2 separate regions of the Homo sapiens genome follow, and region 2 is linked to region 1. Evidence: chromatin loops called from intact Hi-C (ENCODE). Cell type or tissue: transverse colon. All regions are shown on one strand. Each heading gives the region's core, and the rest is flanking DNA. Links, peaks and the distances in the headings are about the cores only.

Evidence for each region. A loop is a pair of places that touch in the nucleus more often than their neighbours do. Peaks named below come from ENCODE experiments on the same cell type or tissue, not always from the same donor. Only the 100,000 strongest peaks of a DNase experiment are listed, where the experiment ranks them.
Region 2: it touches region 1 in a loop (5-fold over the local background); 6 of 110 quality-filtered maps call a loop at or near these places.

The regions. Positions count from the first base shown.
Region 1 is chr9:28,912,334-28,917,727 of GRCh38, forward strand. All of the region lies in intron 2 of LINGO2 (leucine rich repeat and Ig domain containing 2), which reads right to left. Among named protein-coding and RNA genes, the nearest start is that of MIR873, 26 kb to the left of the region's middle. In transverse colon, for the core only: no CTCF peak of the experiment used is centred there; DNase peaks (open chromatin) are centred at 2,528, 3,098 and 4,238; H3K27ac peaks cover 2,686 bases.
Region 2 is chr9:28,972,968-28,978,361 of GRCh38, forward strand. All of the region lies in intron 1 of LINGO2 (leucine rich repeat and Ig domain containing 2), which reads right to left. Among named protein-coding and RNA genes, the nearest start is that of MIR873, 87 kb to the left of the region's middle. In transverse colon, for the core only: no CTCF peak of the experiment used is centred there; no DNase peak of the experiment used is centred there.

The sequences.
Region 1 (5,394 bases), core at 151-5,150:
TTGTTCCTTTTTTTTCAGCCTAAATAACCTTGCCTCCACTCATCTAGTCATTTACATATTCTCTCTCTCCATGCCTGGTAAGCTGTTCTGTCTTCTTTTTTATACTCTGGCAGGCAACTCTTCTGTATTATTATGGAGAATCAGCCATTATAGAATAATAAATTATTGTTTGCTGCTCACCCTGGAAGATATGTGACAGTTGCCCATAGGAGAAACAGATAAAGTGGAAATCTACATCCACTAACTGGACAAGTAACCCTTATGGAATTTTATTCAAGGCTCATGCTTTAACCATTATTTATTTTCTCCTCACATATAGTCTTCATTGACATCATGTGTCTTCATTAGTAATCACTGATGCTTCTCCTTATTACCTCAGTCTTGGCTAGTCTACAAAACGACAGCCTGTATAAGGTGTTCCTTAAATATATTTCATGCTTAGACCATGCAGTATATTTTAAATCAAATCATCTCAACTATTTTGTGATAATCATAAAAGATATGTCCTACTTCCTGACTTTTGGATTCATGACATCACCTCCTGGCCTTCTTGAGATTGTGTGGAATCTAGTGAATGTTGTGCAGAAGTTATGTGTGTGACTTTTAATTGTTGGTGCTAGATCTTTCACATCTCTCATTTCCTTCTGGCACAATAACCAGCCACATTCTTTATGGTGGCGGTGTTGAAAGTTAGTTAATTAACATTATATTTTGAGGTATTTCCTCTGTACAGTTTACACTCAGTTTCAACTGATCTAGACAATAATTATCTTTTTCTTTCAGGTACTCCAAACTAAATGATCTGTTCAATAAAATCCTCATTTTGAGGTAGACAATCTCAAACATATGTTCCTAACAGGATGAAAATCTCTGTTATCATCATAATAATTCCATTATTATAACATGTGATGTAGTAATTATTAATGATTTTATTATCCACATGTCTATTTGTATAAATGCCTGTTCAGTGAAATAGAATTTTATATTCTAGCAAATCATGGTTTAGCTAGTCTTTTAAGGGAAACTAAGGCAAAAGCAAGGTTTCCAGTAGGTTTATTGAAATACTAACCTTAATGCTCCTTAAATCATACTCAATGAAATTAGTACTGTTGCATGATATGTCAACCATATTTTATAATACTTTACGTTATACAATATTATATAGGCATCTTTGTTCAAGGATTCAAACCCTTAAAATGTGAATGTGTACTTAAAATCTCCAATGTATAGATAGTATAAAGAACGCTTTAAAATACCTTTAATCAAAATAGAGAAAGAATATTGGGTATACATACATGAGTCTAAATAGTTGTAGATTTGTCAGGTCCTTACATCCCATATTTCCTCCAAAATTAAAGTCTCCCTTTTTTGTGATAATCTGATAATACTTGTTGTTTTATAATGCTTATTACATATTCACTACTTAAGAAACAAGATGTGCATAATTTTGCTATTTACCTGCTTTAGTGTTCCTGGACTCAGCATTGAAAGTTTTCATGACCAAGTAATACGTTATAGTGAGTACAATTTCATTTTAGATTCTGCAAAATAGAGCAAATGTATCAGAGAGCACATGATTTTTTAATTAAAATGGTACGTATACATGATAGTCACTATCATTTAATTGTACTTTTGAATACTGACATATCGGCTTCATTGTTTCCATGTTTTCTCATAGAAAAAATTTAGAAGTCACAATTTATGCCACTCTCACTTTCCAAGAGAAAACAGACTTTCCTGTGATAAAGCATACAACAAGAAAATAACTCATTAAAACATGAATGCATAAAAGGGCAGAAACCCATTAGCTACAATACAATGTGTGTAATTCTTGAAACCTGATTTTTATGATCTAAATACATTTGTGTATACAAACAGATAGCATAAATGTACAGGATAAAATAAAACATATAACCAAAAGGAGGGAGAATAAACACTTTAGACAGCACAGACCAGATAAAAGTATCTTTCTTTTGGCCAAAACGCTATATATACTATGAATTTAAAGTAAGGTTATGGACTTTATGTGTGGGATTTATAACTGAGTTAGCTATCAATATCAAGCAGTTATCAAACCTATATCAAGAAGCATTTAATTTTAGGATATTTAGACCATTTTCTTATGCAAATAAAACAAAAATAAAAAACTCATCCAAGAAAATCTACAGATCAATATTAGCTTGAGACAAACATAACTACAGCTGATCCTTGAACAATTAATTGGGTTTGAACTGTGCAGGTTCACTTATACATGGATTTTTTTTTCAACCAAACACAGATTGAAAATTTGATATTTGCAGGATGTGAAACCTCATATACAGAGGGCCAATTTTTCATATATTTGGGTTTGACAGGGTCTGCTGAAGGACTTGAGTATGAGTAGATTTTGGTATCTTCCAGTGTCCTGGAACAATCCCTCCTGTATGACAAGGGATGGCTGTATACAGTTACAAGTACAGATCAAACTTTACAATCACTAACCCAAACAGTCCTGGATGTTTTAAAGATAGTCACAAACGCTGGGTGCGGTGGCTCACGCCTGTAATCCCAGCACTTTGGGAGGCCGAGGCAGGCGGATCACAAGGTCAAGAGATGGGAGACCATCCTGGCCAACATGGTGAAACCTCATCTCTACTAAAAATACAAAAATTAGCTGGGCATGGTGGCACACGCCTGTAGTCCCAGCTACTTGGGAGGCTGAGGCAGGAGAATTGCTTGAACCCGGGAGGCGGAGGTTGCAGTAAGCCGAGATCATGCCATTGCACTCCAGGCTGGCGACAGAGCGAGACTCTGTCTCAAACAAACAAACAAAAAATAAATAAATAAAAATGAAAATAAAGTTAGTCACAAACTTTGAGGACACAGAAAGCTCAGGAAAAGTACCCAATGCTTAGCAAGCATTAATCAAGTTTATTTTTTCTGTCTTCTATTATGAAATCATCTGTTCACAGTCACTTCTTCAAGAAAGGCACGGGTTCTCAAATTTGATTGTTCATTTGAAACACCTGCAGGGCTTGTTAAAACACAGATTACTGGGTCACTGCAGAGTTTCTGAATCATAGGTCTGGGGTGTGGCTTGAGAATCTACCTTAGTAACATATTCTAAGGAGATAAGGAAGCTGCTGGACCAGTGACCACACCTTGAGAATCATTAACTTAGTGACTTAAAAGCCCTCAGTATCACCATATTTACATATGTGTGTTTTCAAGTACTTTCTGTTGGGCCTCACTTAACTTAAAGATTACTTCAATAGTATTGAAATAGACTTGTGTATTAAAAGTAAATATGTGGGTAAATGTAATTCTTACTGTAAGGGTACATGAAGAATGCTGGTCACTTAGGAGATACTTTATCAGTGAATCACATAGTTCAAATGTTCACTAAATAAATTCTAACTGAAGGCCTAAGGTATACTAGAGACCAGATTTACCAAGATAAATAAGATATGTATTATCCCTGTCCTGAGAGTTTAGAATCTAGCAGAGGAGACAGAATAAAGAAGTATAAGCATGGTAATCACATTAATACATAACTGATAAAATCTTCAAGTTTCTGCTAATGTCTCAAGATATCCTGTAAAATCTCTGATAAACGGTCGCGAATTTCTGGCTTGGCTCTGTAAACTAAAAATAAAGTTCTAAGCCTTCCCAGCCAACCAAATGGACCCTCCTCTTGGCCAAGGGCTTTCCAAAGTCAATCTGAAACACCAGTTCAGGCCATGGTGCAAATGGGTGGTCAGACATGCCTTCCTTACACCCCACTTCTCTTTGGAATTCAGGCATGATTGACCAGCACTAACATTTAAAACAGAGAACTTAAGACTGACAAAGCAGACGCTTTGTTACAATAATATACCGACATGACAGACAGCAGGCCCCGAGAGAAATCAAAGTATTTCACCCCCGAATTTGTTTCTTTGACATATTTTGAAATGACCCTGTAAAGCTGTCTTTTGTGGGGAAAATCTACATTCTGTAGAGAATTCTCTTCCTTTCTAGGTCTTTTTCCTGATCCAGGAGAGAATTAACTAAGAGCCTGGCATCTTTTAACGTCTGATAAGAAACATTTACAATCTATTCTCTCTGAAGCCGGCTACCTGGAGGCTTCCCCTGCAGAATGAAAACCTTGGTCTCCAAAACCTCTTATCTTAGTCCAAACACTCCCTCCTTCTATTGACTCTAGTCTTTAGATAAACTCTTTCAACCAATTGCCAGTTAGAAAATCTTTTAATCACCTGGAAGCCACACCCCCATCCCTACACAATTGCTTCCAGTTGTCTTGCCTTTTAGGGCTGAGCCAATGTACCATCCATGTATTGATTGACGTTTATGTCTCTCTATAACATATAAAACCAAGCTGTAGCCCAACCACCTTGGGAACATGTTCTCAGGATCTCCTGAGACTGTGTTATGCACATGCCCTTAGCTTTGGCAAAATAAACTTCTAAATTAATTGAGACTTGTTTTATACTTTTTGGTTTACAGGTTCCATTTTAAATAGGTGTATATTCTACACTGTGAATAGCCCTTGTCTTCCACCTTTCTGTGGTCATATTTTCCTCAATGTCTAAAGGAAATGATTCAAGAACACATCCACCAATACTGGGGAAAGTGCTCTTCTCAATATATGTAAGGATTTTGGAAGATAAGGTGGGAGTAAACACTAATGTTCAACTAATAATTCCCACATCCGTTGCTGCATTAATCTCCATGTCTTACTTCCCTTTCTACCTTTTGTGGTTGTCATGAATTATCTTTGAATCTCAGCCCTGTGGAAAATGTTGTCTAAAACAGAAAGCTGCTGTGTGTATCAGACCCTGAAAATTGGAAGTTAATGAGTGAGAAGTGGGAAACTATATCACCGAAATAAAATAATAACTAAAAATTAAGTAGTAAACATTATTATTATAAAACACCCTAAGATATCCAACTATGGAGAATTTCACAATTTATATCTACCTCAGCCTTCCAACATGTTAAGAGGCCTGCTTTCCTCTGTTTTATTGCTTCTCACATTTATTGTCTTTCTCCCAGTTCTAGGTTTCTCCATTTTCCACCCATCCATTCAGAAACAAAACTCAAAAAAAAAAAATTGTCATTAGAATAGGTTTTTTTGGGTTTTTTTTTCTTTTTGGTGAGAAGGAGTTTTGCTCTTGCTGCCCAGGCTGGAGTGCAGTTGTGGGATCTCGGCTCACTGCAACCTCCACCTCCTGGATTCAAGCAATTCTCCTGTCTCAGCCTCCTGAGTAGCTGGGATTACAGGCACCCACCACCAGAATAAGTTTTAAAAGTCTCATAAAAAGTCATGTAAATCCTTTTCAGTGTCCTGGATATAGAAAGAAGCAGTGATTTACATTTTCTTCTTATTTTTGTTTTCATGATAGTTTTTCCTTT
Region 2 (5,394 bases), core at 105-5,104, 61 kb after region 1:
TACACAGCCAAACCATATCAGGAGACAAAATAAAAAAGAATGAAAAACAATAAAGCATGCCTATAAGATGTAGGAAATAGTTTCAAAAGGGCAAATCTGAGTTTTCAGCCTAAAGGGGAGGTAGACAAGGACATAGGGGTAGAATGTTTTTTCAAGGAAATAATAACAGAGAACACAAACCAAAAGAAATATATCAGTATCCAAATCCACGAAGGTTATAGAACACCAAGCACATTTAAACCAAAGAAGACTACCTCAAGGCATTTAATAATCAAACTCCCAAAGATCAAGGATAAAGAAAAGATCCTAAAAACAGCAAGAGAAAAGAAACAAATAACATACAATGGTGCTCCAATATGTCTGGAAGCAGAGTTTTCAGTTGGAACCTTACATGCCAGGAGAGAGTGGTGATATGATTTGGCTGTGTCCCCACCCAAATCTCACCTTGAATTGTAATAATCCCCACATGTCAAAGACAGGGCCAGGTGGAGATAATTGAATCATGGGGGTAGTTCCACCATACTGTTCTCATAGCAGCAAATAATTCTCATGAGATCTGATGGTTTTAGAAATGGCAGTTCCCTTGCATAAACTCTCTCTTGCTGCTGCCATGTAAGATGTATCTTGCTCCCCCTTTGCTTCTGCCATGATTGTGAGGCCTCCCCAGCCATGTGGAACTGTGAGTCAATTAAACCTCTTTCCTTTATAAATTACCCAGTCTCAGGTATGTCTTTATTAGCAGCATGAGAACAGACTAATACAAGGTCATGGCATATTTAAAATGCTGGAGGAAAGCCACTTTTACCTTATAATAGTGTATCCAGCAAAAATATCCTTCAAACATAAAGGTTAAACAAACGCTTTTCCAGACAAACAAAAGCTGAGGGATTTCATCAACATGAGACCTGTCCTACAAGATATGTTAAAGTGAGTACTTCAATCAGAAGAAACGAACATTAATGAGCAATAAATAATTACCTGAGGGTATAAAACTCACTGGTAATAGTAAGTACACAAGACACACAAAATATTATAACACTGTAACTGTGGTGTGTAAACTACTCTTATCCTAAGTAGAATGACTAAATGATGAACCAATTCAAAATAGTAACTACAACAACTTTTCAAGATATAGGCAGTACAACAATATATAAATAGAGGCTGGGTGTGGTGGCTCACACCTGTAATCCCAGCACTTTGGGAGGCCAGGCAGGCAGATCACAGGTCAGGAGATCGAGACCAGCCTGGCCAATATAGTGAAACCCCATCTCTACCAAAAATACAAAAAAGTAGCTGGGCGTGGTGGCGGGCACCTGTAATCCCAGCTCCTCGGGAGGCTGAGGCAGGAGAATTGCCTGAAGCTGGTAGGTGGAGGTTGCAGTGAGCCAAGATTGTGCCACTGCACTCCAGCCTGGGCGACAGTGGAAGACTCTGTCTCAAAAACAAACAAAAAAAAGATATAAATAGAAACAACAATAAGTTAAAATGTGTGGGCTGGAGGAGGAAGTTAAGGCTTAGTATTTATTAGTTTTCTTTTTTATTGCTTATGCAAACAGTGTTAAAAATGGGAGTTCCCTTGTTATTAAAGTAATGGGTTATAAGATAGTATTTGCAAGCCTCATGGTAAGGTCAAACCAAAAAATATACAATGAATCCATAAAACTTGACTTTCATTTGAGAACACTAAGATATTCCAGACATTGCAAGTGGACACAGATGTCAGAATTTCATAGTAACACCAATGAAAGGAAAAATAATTAGTTTTTATTGAGTACCTGCTATGTGCCTGGTACTGTATTTGTATTATCTCATATCTAGCCTTCTACTTGCAAAGTTCTTAGACACTATTATCCCTATTTTAAAGATGAGAAAATCCTGACTCAAAATTAAGACATTTCCATTGTCATGAAGATAGTGAATAACGGAGCCAGAATTGGTATTCATTTTCATTGGACAAGTCAGAATTTCTTGGACTGTATTGCTTGCTTTGCTGTAAATGACTTGGTAACCTCAATGAGTAATTTGAAATATCTGGGCCCTAGGTTACTCAAATGTAAACATATAGAAGCTATCAACTGAAAGGACAATTGTGAAGGCATTAAGATGCACATAGTATGACTTCCTTAACTTCTGAAAAAGTACCGAAGAATCACACCAAGGTGCAAGATAAAGGCTTGAGGTTGCCTGAGGTTGGTCTAAGATGCTGATTTCTCAGCTACTGGTGTGATTTACACAAAAGAGAAAGAAAATTCTTAGGAAAAGCAGAGAAAAAAAACCCCCATAATTTATAGCCTCTAAGTTAATAGAAAGACAATGAACCTAATTAGTACATTTGACTCCAACTTAATCTATATTTTAAGGCTGATGACCTATGAACCTCAAGTAGTGACTCAGATGGTTAATGTAATATAAATCCAGGAGTAATAGAGAACTTCCAGAATGACTGTGGCGTAACCTAAACTTTTAATATTAGAAAAGAAGGCTACTGGCCTTAAAATTTCTGCTATAACTTGCCAGTGCCTAGTGCCACTTGCTCTGTGGCATACATTTATGAAATGGCACTGCTTCCTACATGCAAAAGTAGAAACAGCCATGTTATGCAAAATTATCTATGACATCCAACCCACTGGGGCTCATATACAACTTATGGTTTCATTATGCAGAATTATAATGGGTCTTAATATTCTATTACTCCTTGGCTCTAATACCTTTTCATCAACGTAAGGACCTTAAGATTAGGTCTTTGCTTAGATTGGCTAGCATTGTCACCCTGGAAACTCTAGTGTCCTATGGAATTACACAAATTGATAATCTAAAGATAGCAAGCATGTCAGAAATTTCAGAAGTAGTTACAATGTATTTGTTAATAATTCATGGTTAGCAACAGGGATATGAAATTACAAATGACTGAACTTCAGTTTCCTGATCATATATGATTACTTAAGTAACTGTAAGTCTTCAGCACTCACTGTATCAATTATGCAACATCTTAGGTGATTGATTTTTATTGGTCTCTGCCTGAGTTAACTTAATTTTTCAGTTGTCTTTCTTCCAGATTCTTCTTAGAATTGTTGTCAAACAAGAAATTAAATTATATTTTTCTCCCATTACCTACTTGTAGGCTGTGATCCTCCTTTGACAAGTCCAAACGCTTTTATCAGAGGATAAATAGATGGTGCCTTAAGAAGAGTAGAACTGAGACATTATTAAAGGTCAGGGGGCTGCTTTCTCAGTTTCCAATAAGCAAGTGGCCCCATCTAATTCCTTCAAGCATACCTGAGCTATTTTTCCTTTAAATATAAAGTAACAACATAGAACCCTAGACAGTGATCTCAGCTATACTTTTCTCTTTGTGCCTAATGTAAATGTTATTCCCAAACCATCTCAGAAGCAATAAACATTTAGTCCATTCATTGTCATACCATGATCTGGAGAAAAGTGGATCTAAAATCTGTACTATGGGAAGATCATGCAATTGATAGAGATAAGCATATAAGCCCACCACATAAGAATGTAACCACATTCAACATTGCACAATAACTGATTCTTGAGACTAAGCAATAAAAATTGCACCTGTTTTTAATCACTTCTTACTAGACTTAAATTTAAGGTACACTTTGTGACAAAAGGCACCATCATATTGAATTTCCCTCATGTTATCTATAGAGAAAACTATTTCAAAACACTGATAGGATAGGATCAGCTATATAAGATATTGGTGTTAACTCATAAAAATGCTGAGCTCTAAATGAGCCAAAGAACACAGTATTGCTATTTCCTAAGCTGCAGTTCAGGGAAGCCTGCATCATTAAAAAAAAAAGAATTCTTATCTCCAATTGATGTTTATTACTCTCAAGTTTTGAGGAAAAAAGGAATGAAATGGTCTATCAGTTCTCATTAACTCAGAATATAAAAATATCTGGTAGACTCATGGCAGATGGCTTGAATTAGTCATACAATGTGGCTAAGGCTTTAGTGGCAATTTATATTTTGTTAGAAGGAAATAACCAGTGATATACTGTCATTTCAGTTAGCGTTTATAAATGTAAAAAATAAGCTAACATTGAAAATTTTACTAAGGTCACCTTGCTCTACTTTTTCTGATTAGGAGTTCTGTAACTTATATGAATAATTTATTAGAAAAAGTTACCAATCTTCTCATAACTCAGGTACTCTGATGAGAAAAAATTTACAAACATAAACAGAATTCTAGGATAACTCACCTAGCAAAACTATGGTTAAAATAATGAAAGCCATGTAATACACATCCCAATAAGGGGCATTTGTCTATATTATATACAAATGGAGAACGGCTTCTGTCCTGCATAAGTTCCTTTTTTAATCAACACAGGGTAAATTTCTTATCTCTGTGGGAGGAGGAGTAGGCTTCAGAAGTTATTGCTTCATAATCCATAGGGATGTTTTCAGTTTACCAGACAGACTGTACTGATAGGTGTGAATTTTATAAGTTCATTATGTTTATGATTTTTGAAAGCATAAAGTGATTTTTAAATATTTTTCTTTAATTTTATAATAATAGCGACCTGCATTTCATACAATTTAATTTTCTGTTAACTATTTATAGTGTTATGGCACAGTTTTGCTGCATTGCCCTGATGTATGATTTCTAATTCTTTGGATATGACCAAATCAAAGCTCAAACTAAAAGAAATTTGTATATAAGTATACATCACTGTATACATACATGTAAAATGGCATTGTAAGATCCCGTTTTTCCCCGTAGATGGACATTACAGTTTAGTCCAAGCCAGAAGGTAATTGGGTCAACCACACCTGGACTCTGAGGATTTTAAATTCTAGTGTCAAAAAACTGCTTCTGACACATTGAGCTGAGCTGAACCTCATGCTAGGTTCACTGCGAGCTGAATTCTGGCTGAGCAGTATAAATGATGTGGCTGTCTTGAAACAAAGCCTTCTGAATTCTCAAACTGACAGGATCTATAAAAACTTGGAGAGAATTCAGAGGAAGCCATTTCCATAATCACAGAACTGGGAAGCCAGAACCACTGGAAAATGAAGAAACTTATTTTATTCATTAAGGGATAGTAGATGGCATCATTAAAGAAAAGTTATATTGATGTAAAAAAATGTTATTTAGACTATGGCAATGAAATCTTTTCCATTTCCACTATATATGTGAACAGTAAAATATTCTCTTTGGGGAATTGGAAATATATAAAAACTCCCTGAAACCCAAAGTCATTAAATATTGGATGTACTGGATTGTCAAATATTAGAATGAGTTATTAAGTTGAATGTGAAATCTGATGTTTTGGCAGCCCACATTAATTTTCTTCTCCCTGGGGTGGAGTGAGAACAACTGTAACTAAAAATAGTGCTTTTGGGCTAGATTAACAGCCAATAGTATATTCA